Regions from separate parts of the Homo sapiens genome. Here all the other regions are linked to region 3. The links are chromatin contacts, found by Hi-C or POLR2A ChIA-PET in ENCODE. All regions are on one chromosome and are shown on one strand. Each heading gives the region's core, a stretch centred on a gene start or an enhancer-like site at or near the end of the contact. The rest is flanking DNA. Distances are from core to core; before and after follow the strand shown.

Region 1 (2,995 bases), core at 45-2,544, 200 kb before region 3:
GCTGCGTGTGTGCTAACTCCTGCCCCAGGTTTTTGAGTTGAGTTTCATTCCCTTCGTTTTTTTGCATCAGGTCACTACAGTTCATCTGGAGTTTAAAATCATTATCACTGTCAGTTAAAAGCTTTGCTTGAAGGTGACAAAGTTCTTCTTGGAGTTGGGCTGCCCCATGCTGCACCCACTGTGGTCGCCAGCTGCTCTTTCCATTTTTTTCTTTCTTTCTTCCTTCCTTCCTTCCTTCCTTCCTTCCTTCCTTCCTTCCGTCCTTCCTTCCTTTCTTTATTTCTGTCTGTCTCTGTCTTTCTTTCTCTCTCTCTCTCTCTCTCTCTTTCTTTTTGAGATGGAGTTTCACTTTTGTCGCCCAGGCTTGAGTGCAATAGTGCGATCTCAGCTCACTGCAACCTCCGCCTCCCAGGTTCAAGCAATTCTCCTGCCTCAGCCTCCCAGGCACCCGCCACCACGCCCGGCTAATTTTTTTTTGTATTTTTAGTAGAGATGGGGTTTTGCCATATTGGCCAGGCTGGTCTCAAACTCCTGACCTCAGGTGATCCGCCCGCCTCGGCCTCCCAAAGGGCTGGGATTACAGGCATGAGCTACCACGCCCGGCCCACACTTCCATTTTCTTAACTGGCTGTTTTAATTTATTAGGTCCTTGTGGAAGCTCCTCAAACGGATTACCATTAACACCTCCAATCTCATGACCAGTGCTGGATGCTTGCAAAATTGTCACTAAAGTTTGACATTCCTGACTTAATGCATCTGTTTCAATGTCTTTTTCTAGAATGAGACATGATGACTTCTGAAAAGTGTCTTTAAATTTCTCCTGACCATTACTAGTGGACAGTTTTTTATTTTCCTCTTGCAGCTTATGGGGGCCTGTTTCATTACCAGCAATAATATCCATTGTTTGGTGATCTTCCTTTTTGAGACAGCTATTTTCTTGAGCTGCCTTATTCCAAACAGCCTGTATTTGTTCTCTGTCCAAAGCAGGTGCTTGCAGTTGCTGCTGAAGGTGAGCAACGCCCTGGGTGTCAGAGGCTGAAGCTGTTCTAGCCTGAAGGCCCTGCACCTCTGTATCTTCCTGACCAACCCCATTGATGGACAGCTGATCCATCTGTTTAAAGTCATATTATTTTTACTTATAAATTTATTCTCCAATTCTTTCTTTCCCCCTCTGGTCCTTGATTCAGGATTAATCTCCAATTCTTGCTCTTTCATTCCTTTCACTAATCTTTCAGTTTCAGATTTAAATAAACTATGCGTTTCACTTCTGCTTTCTATATTGGGACATTCAACTTCTGTTGCTTGAAAAATGGCTCAGAGTCTTTTAATGTCTTGTCCTGTTTCATGCAGCTGGGTTTTGATTCTTTTCCTATTGTGTTTTGCAAATTCCTAATTTCTTCACCTTTTACTGAAAAGAGCTGGGTGTATGTGATACTCATTTGCTTGTGCTGGTTTTAAAAATCATCCATTTCCTACTTTTTTCTCCTCTTTTAAAGACTGAAGCAGTTGCATCTTACTCTGTGTTTGCTCTTCAATTATGGTTATTTATTTATTTATTTTTGAGACAGAATCTTGCTCTGTCGGCCAGGCTGGAGTGTAGTGGCACAATCCTGGCTCACTGCAACCTGTGCCTCCTGGGTTCAAACAATTCTCCTGCCTCAGCCTCTTGAGTAGCTGGGATTACAGGCACCCACCACCACACCCGGCTAATTTTTGTATTTTTAGTGGAGACAAGGTTTTGCCATGTTGGCCAGGCTGGTCTCAAACTCCTGACCCCAGATGATCTACTCACCTCGGCCTCCCAAAGTGCTGGGATTACAGACGTGAGCCGCTGTGCCTGGCCTCTTCAGTCTTTTTTGTTTTTGTTTTTGTTTTTTTTGACGGATTCTTCTTCTGTTGCCCAGGCTGGAGTACAGTGGTGCGATCTTGGCTCACTGCAACCTCTACCTCCTGGGTTCAAGCGATTCTCCTGCCTCAGCCTCCAGAGTAGCTGGGACTACAGGCACTTCCACCGCACCTGGCTAATTTTATTTTTAGTAGAGACAGGGTTTCACCATGTTGGCCAGGCCGGTCTTGAACTCCTGGCCTCAAGTGATTTTGGCCTCCCAAAGTTCAAGTGATTTCTTGAACTCCTGGCCTCAAGTGATTTTGGCCTCCCAAAGTGCTGGGATTATAGGCATGAGTCACCATGCCCAACCTTCAAATATATTTTGATGATACTTTATTCCCTCCTCAAGATTACCTTTGATTATTTTCATTTGAAATATCTCCAATTCTAGTACCATAATAGTATCTACCATTCTAGGCTCAGCCACAGGGGCAGTTAGACTTTGTTGTCCTCTGAGTCATTTCAATTCTTCTATCAGATTTTTTTTTCTTTCATGGATGCAAGACATCTGTCTTTTTCCTCTATGGTTTGCTATGAAATTTCTTTCTTTCTTTCTTAAGGTTTTAGTATAATAATTCCTCTGGAAGCTCTGAACTTCCTTTAAGTTTTTTTTTAAAAAAATTGCTTTCTCTCTTATAAGTTGTGTCAATTGCTTCTGCTCTTCTCAACTAGATGACAAAATCAAATCAGTCTCTGATTGTCTTCTTGGAGGGATCTAATGGTTGCATCTTTTTCCTGCAGCGATTTTCTTAGCTCTTCAATCTCTTGGAGTAAATTTAGGAGCACTTTTTCTTTAGTTTCTTTATGGTCAGTGTCCATCTGTTTAATATTCTTTTTTTTTTTTTGAGACAGTAACCTTGTCACGTTGTCTCTGTCACCTTGACTGGACCACCCTGTCACCTAGGCTGGACCACCCTGCAGAGGCCAGATCTCAGCTCACTGCAACCTCTGCCTCCAAGGTTCAAGCGATTGTCTCGTCTCAGCTTCCCCAGCAGCTGGGATTACAGGCGCCCGCCACCACGCCTGACTAATTTTTGTATTTTTAGTAGAGACTGGGTTTCACCATGTTGGCCAGGCTGGTCTTGAACTCCTGACCTCAGGTGATCC
Region 2 (3,103 bases), core at 273-2,772, 240 kb after region 3:
TATTTTTTCTTTTTTCTTTTTTTTTTTTTTTTTTTTTTGAGAGAGTCTCACTCTGTGCCCCAGGGTGGAGTGCATGATCTCAGCTCACTGCAGCCTCTGCCTCCTAGGTTCACACAATTCTCCTACCTCAGCCTCCTGAGTAGCTGGGATTACAAGCATGCACCACCACACCAGGCTAATTTTTTTTTTTTTTCAGTAGAGACGGGGTTTCACTATGTTGGCCAGGCTGGTCTCAAACTCCTGACTCAAGTAATCTGCCTGCCTCAGGCTCCCAAAGTGCTGGGATTACAGGACCTCATCTTTAGAAACACACACACACACACACACACACACACACACACACACACACACACACCAAAAACTTAAATGACAAGTATGTGGGGCCTCAGAGTTGCTTTCTCCTTCAGAAATCTATTCCTCAGAAACAATAACAAAAAATTAGAGCCAACGTCAGTTTTATGTTCTCAGCAAGACTGAAGTGGATTCTACATCTATGTAACTTGATCAAGTTGTCCTAGAAAAGGAGCAGCAAAGGAAGACGGAATGGAGATGAGAGAGGTGGTTTTGAAATGAAAAGTCACAAAGGAGAAACTGAATGGCAGACTGTATATGAAGATCATTGAATTAGGGAAAATAAACTATGATTTATCCAACAGAAAGAAACCTTAAAAAATGATTTAAAAGTTTGCCGAGGGCTGGGCGCAGTGGCTCAAGCTTGTAATCCCAGCCCTTTGGGAGGCTGAGGTGGGAGGATTGGTTGAGCCAGGAGTTTGAGATCAGTCTGAACAATATAAGGGAGATCCCCATTTCTACAAAACAATTAAAAAATTAGCTGGGTGTGGTGGCACGTTCTGTGGTGCCAGTAACTCAGGAGGCTGAGGCAGGGTTGTGGGGATCGCTTGAGCCCAGGAGGTCGAGGCTGTAGTGAGGTGTGATCATGCCACTGCACTCCAGCCTGGGTGGCACAGCAAGATCCAATCTCAAAACAAAAACAAAAACAAAACAAAAAAAGAGAGGCAGAAAAAGGTATATGGAAGACAAATCCCTTAGCTACACCCTACAAACAATCAGAGTCACTAAAAGAAAGAAAAAAATGGTGGTGGTGGTGGTGTTGGAGAAGAAAAAGAAATAATGAAAGACAACTTTCTTAATCTATAGAAAGAACTTAAGTTGATATGGTTGATCAAGGAGCCAGAAATAACCAATCTAGAATGGCCTTGAAAACATAAGCAGCCTAGAAATTTACAGCGTCTTGGGGAAATCTTTGATGTTCTACAGGTTCAATTTTTGCTAAATCTGGCTTGGCAAGCCCCCTGCTGACATTTTAACATGACTGTTAATGACACGGAGTAGGACAGAAATTCCAGCGAAGCATGGTGGATCGAATATTCTTCCTTCCTTCTCCAGAGTGCACTGTAATGATAATAAAAGGTCAAACAAGGCACAAACAGGGAGAGCAGAAGAGGAAATAATCGCAACACATTTTTGAAAGGTGAAATTCATGTGAACAAGGGGTAAGCTGACCAGAAAACCAGAGGTCTGAATCAGAAGCCTAAAAACCAGATGACTCATAACCTAGAAGCCTAAAGTGAATCAGAATATGCAGGCAAGAGAGAACTCTAGGCTGGGTGCGGTGGTTCACGCCTGTAATCCCAGCACTTTGGGAGGCCAAGGCGGGTGGATCATGAGGTCAGGACTTCAATACCAACCTGGCCAAGACGGTGAAACCCCATCTCTACTAAAAATACAAAAATTAGCCAGGTGTGATGCCACACGCCTGTAATTCCAGCCACTCGGGAGGCTGAGGCACAAGAATCGCTTGAACCTGGGAGGTGGAGGTTGCAGTGAGCCGAGATCATGCCATTGTACTCCAGCCTGGGCGACAGAGTGAGATTCCGTCTCAAAAAAAAAAAAAAAATTAGTGGGGCGTGGTGGCACACACTTGTAATCCCAGCTACTCAGGAGGCTGCGGTGGGAGAATCGCTTGAACGCAGGAGGCGAAGGTTGCAGTGAGCCAAGATCATGCCATTGCACTCCAGCCTGGGGGACAAGAGCAAAACTCCGTCTCAAAAAATAAAAAATAATAAAAAAAGAACACTGAAAGCCAGAATGCAGATAGGTCCAAAGGGTTAACACAAAGCAGCACACCTTGGCAGAAGTTAGAGGCTTACTCTCTGGAGAGGTTCAACTAGAGCAGTGGTTCTCAACCTTGGCTGCACATTGGAGTCACCTGGAGAGATTTTAAAAGACTGATGTTCAGACCACCCCACCAGATGTATTAAAGTAAAAACTCTGGGTAAGGTATACAGCCTTCAGTATGTCTTAAAGCTCTCTAAGTAGTCCAAAATATGCAGCCCTTTTGGGTACCAAAGAATAGAAGGACTCTGGACTTGAGGACATCAAGTGGATAGGGGTGCTGTACTGGAAAGAGCAGGATGGAGTCTGTCTATATATACTGAATGGAAGCTTACTTGGCTCCAAAAAATTCCTGGTAGCTGGATTTGTAATTATACTATAGTTTTTCATCCCCATTCTAAAGAGTGGAGGATTCCCCTCTGGAAGAAACTAACCACAAGAAAAAATGCCGGGAAGATCCTCAGTGAAGTGGTACACTCAGATCACTCTATAATAGAACTCTCTTGTCATATCTCACAAATTTCTAACTTGAAGAGCAGAAGAAAACCTCAACAAAATGAATATCTTTACAAGTCCTATTATAGCCATGAAAAAGAATAGAATGTTATGAAAAGGGGAACAATCAGGAAATAAAAAAATAGAACCCTGAGAAATTGTAAATATGGGCCAGACGTGGTGGCTTACACCTGTAATCCCAGCATTTTGGGAGGCTGAGGCGAGTGGATCACCTGAGGTCAGGAGCTCGAGACCAGCCTGGCCAACATGGTGAAACCCTGCCTTTACTAAAAAATACAAAAATTAGCTTGGTGCAGTGGCAGGCGCCTGTAATCCCAGCTACTCGGGAGTCTGAGGCAGGAGAATCGCTTGAACCCAGGAGGCAGAGGTTGCAGTGAACCAAGATTGTACCATTGCACTCCAGCCTTGGAGACAGAGTAAAATTCCATCTCAAAAAAAAAAAAAAAAGAAA
Region 3 (2,918 bases), core at 11-2,510:
TGCAACACTTTCATTAATAATCCTAAGTCAGCATCCTAACTTGATCTTTTAAACTCCACGATACCACAATAAGGTAGGCAACATCAAGGCATAGTAGAGAGCGCACGCCTCCTAAGAACACCCTTGAGTAAACATTGACACTGGGACAGCTGCCCCCCATACTGCCGATGAGACGGAGAGAACATCATTCAGTGCAAAGGGAAAAGCTCATACGTTATCAGCCCAAAAAATGGTTTTGCAAGAGAGAAAAAAAGGGGCGGGGGGGGGGGTTGGGGAGGAATAGAAGGAAAAAAAAAAAAAGAATCCAAAGGCTAAACATGATGAATAGACACAAGCGAGCTCATTCTCTACGGTTTAGCATGTATGGCGCTATTTGGGAGTGTAAATAGAGTAGATACCTTTTCACATTATAATATTGGCCTGCATGATTCAAGTATTCAAACTGATATGTTTTGGGGAAAACAAAGTGGAAAATGTGCAGAGAATAGCTGTTCCCACAGGCGGCCCCTGGCTGCAGGCGGCGAGCCCCACTTAGTGCTCCTTTCCCTCGCGTCTGAGGTCCCGGTCGGTGAGTCTGCATCTACACTGTTACATGGACTCTCCACCCCCACCCAGGTGGTCAACAGAAAGAAAAGCGTTAATGGGAGATGGGCTGCTAATTCCTCGGGGGTCGCTGCTGCTTGGGGGACCCCACAGGCTTGTGGAATAATGCGGGGTCCCCCAGAGTGAAGTGCCGTGAAGGTCTCCACAGTTAGTTCCCGACAGCCCAGCACCATTCCAGTGATTGAGATCGGTCCGGCTGGAGAATGAGTGGGAACAGTCGAGGGAGCCCAGCCGGCTCTGGCTGGACCCGAGAGACTGCCAGCCGGGAGAAGGGGTCAGAGACTGGCTTTGTGCAAAGAAACGACTGATCTCCTCTTCACTGGCAAACTCAGCAAGAATAGTAGTGTTCCCCAGTACACACCTAGAGGAGAGAGGCACCGCGGACACGTGAGGACAGCACACCAGGAGGGCTTCATTCACTCACAAGTGAGGGTGCAACTTGTCTCTGCTAGAAAAGCCACAGAAGGCACAGAGGGAGAGACTACACCACATAACCTGCGTGCCCTCCCTTCACCCGAGTGTGCACCCACAGCTCTCCAGGGCCTGGTGCCTTGCCCAGAGCGAACTTCCTCTGTCTGCCATGGGCAACGTAAGGGACTTTCTAGGGCCATCTAGCCAGGTCTGATTCCCCGCTTAGGAATGCCGACCTTGGAATCAGGGCACTACTGCAGCCAGCAGGAGCCACCCACGCAGGACCCTGTGCACTGCCCCGGGTCAGGCTGTGCTCTCACACTCCTTCCCCTAGACTCTTCCAACTGGGAGCCCAACAGCCAACTTACATGTGCAGAGACTTTTGTGCCTTCACTACCTCTTCTTTTGAACTGTAGCGGACCAGAGCATTTCCGTGAGGGAGGTTCAGGTGGAATGTGATCAGCGGGCCGTGCTGCATGCACAGAGTGCGCAGAGTTGAGCCATCGATCTAGGAAACAGTGTGGAAACTGCCAGTGAGAGGCGTCACCGCGGGCCCTCCAGGAGGCTGTTTCAGGCTGCACTGCTGCCCCTCCTCTCTTTCCTGAGGCTCTGTGCTCCTGGCACCACTCTTCACTGACACTCTGACGTTGCTCTGACGGGGTGCAGAGCCATCTTCCCCACCTCCACTGCTCCCAGAGCCATACCGCTCTGGCCTCTAGACTCCTGGACACTCCCCAGATCCCCACTGTGGCTCCATGTCTTCTCTCTTCCCTGCCCTGAGGACAGCATCCATCAAGGTTCTGCTCCCTGAGGGAGGAGGGAGGTGGGAGCTCAACACCCAGCCTCCAGAGGAGGGCGCAGGCCAGGGGCTAAGAAAATGCTCTCACCTCAGGGGCAGACCAGGATTTCTCCATGTGCCAACAAGGACCACCTGTGTCAAATTCATCTGCAGGCCCTCATACAAATGCAGAGTCCCAGCCCCTAGCCCAGATCTACTGACTCAATCTCTGGGTGAGGCCTGGGAATCTGTATGCTTGGTTGGTTCCCAGGCACATTACAGCGTGAACCACCAGATTCGACCACAGCCTGCCTGAGGTCTACAGACCACTCCTCTGCTGTTTCCTCTGCTCGGCTTCACTACCACCTAGCAGCCCTTGTCTCACATACAGACCCGAACCTCTGTTCCCATGCTCCCTGGCGTAGCCACATAAACCAGCGTATCTGGTATCCTTACCTGAGGTGTAAGGTTTTTTAGAACAAGCCAATTTGTTATTCTCCCTGAGCTGCTCTCACCCCAGCTGGAACCTAAACAAGGAAAAAAAGGACAAGTCAGTTTTCCAGGACTGAAAGAGCCCAACTACAGTTACTTAGCAGATCACCTGGCCTCTTGACTTCCTTCACTTCCTTGCACTTCTACATGGGAGGCTTTCTCCCTAGGCCCAGAATTTCAGCTCGCCCTAGCCATGGCCAGGCATTAACTCCTATGGCAGGGGGCTCTGCCTCTGGCGACAGTGAGCTCAGAATGGCTCCCAGTTCACCACAGAGGAGGGCAGTGAGCCACAAAAGGCTGCATCTTTTTGAGATCTTCTCATTGATAGGAGCTAAAATAATCTCAAACGGTACCATCTGGGGAAGACTTCAGTAGTGTCTGATCACTCTGCGTGTGTGTCCTTCAGGGCATGAAGCTTTAAGGGGATTCCAGAGCTTGCGATCGCACAGATGCTCCTTGTTTTCCCCGGGGTTACTGCAGGGGCTCCCCATCTGGCCTTCCTGCTGGACCCCTGTGGCATCCACCCTTCCCCTGGGAGTACAGCCCTCATCCCTGACCCCATCTGCAACTCAAGGCACCTCACAAACACTTCAGGTGCTGGGAAAGACCATTCCATGACACAGCTCAGGCCTAT

The links. A loop is a pair of places that touch in the nucleus more often than their neighbours do. ChIA-PET counts read pairs that join two places held with the same protein, here RNA polymerase II (POLR2A). Pooled maps may share reads with other maps.
Region 1: POLR2A ChIA-PET joins it to region 3 with 11 read pairs in A673. The contact joins two enhancer-like sites. A Hi-C loop is called at or near these places in 4 of 168 maps with a recorded cell type or tissue (HepG2, PC-3, colonic mucosa and 1 more), 2 of 37 single-sample maps with no recorded cell type and 9 of 50 pooled maps. POLR2A ChIA-PET finds 5 or more read pairs at or near these places in 3 of 52 experiments (A673, OCI-LY7 and Panc1).
Region 2: a pooled map shows a loop between it and region 3 (1.8-fold over the local background). The contact joins two enhancer-like sites. A Hi-C loop is called at or near these places in 3 of 168 maps with a recorded cell type or tissue (GM23248, ovary and posterior cingulate gyrus), 1 of 37 single-sample maps with no recorded cell type and 5 of 50 pooled maps. POLR2A ChIA-PET finds 5 or more read pairs at or near these places in 2 of 52 experiments (H1 and RWPE1).

The regions. Positions count from the first base shown.
Region 1 is chr16:25,017,455-25,020,449 of GRCh38, reverse strand. It overlaps the pseudogene LOC100421171. Among named protein-coding and RNA genes, the nearest start is that of ARHGAP17, 3.6 kb to the right of the region's middle. Within about 2 kb of position 1,294, at least 6 of the 41 ENCODE cell types and tissues checked have a DNase peak (open chromatin) inside an H3K27ac peak, as active enhancers do.
Region 2 is chr16:24,584,015-24,587,117 of GRCh38, reverse strand. No RefSeq gene overlaps it. Among named protein-coding and RNA genes, the nearest start is that of RBBP6, 46 kb to the right of the region's middle. Within about 2 kb of position 1,522, at least 2 of the 41 ENCODE cell types and tissues checked have a DNase peak (open chromatin) inside an H3K27ac peak, as active enhancers do.
Region 3 is chr16:24,821,478-24,824,395 of GRCh38, reverse strand. It overlaps TNRC6A (trinucleotide repeat containing adaptor 6A), which reads right to left. Exons shown (of 25, transcript NM_014494.4): 23 at 2,249-2,319; 24 at 1,383-1,522; 25 at 1-964. The coding sequence ends at 589. Among named protein-coding and RNA genes, the nearest start is that of SLC5A11, 23 kb to the left of the region's middle. RefSeq lists an enhancer at 1,084-1,584. Within about 2 kb of position 1,260, at least 2 of the 41 ENCODE cell types and tissues checked have a DNase peak (open chromatin) inside an H3K27ac peak, as active enhancers do.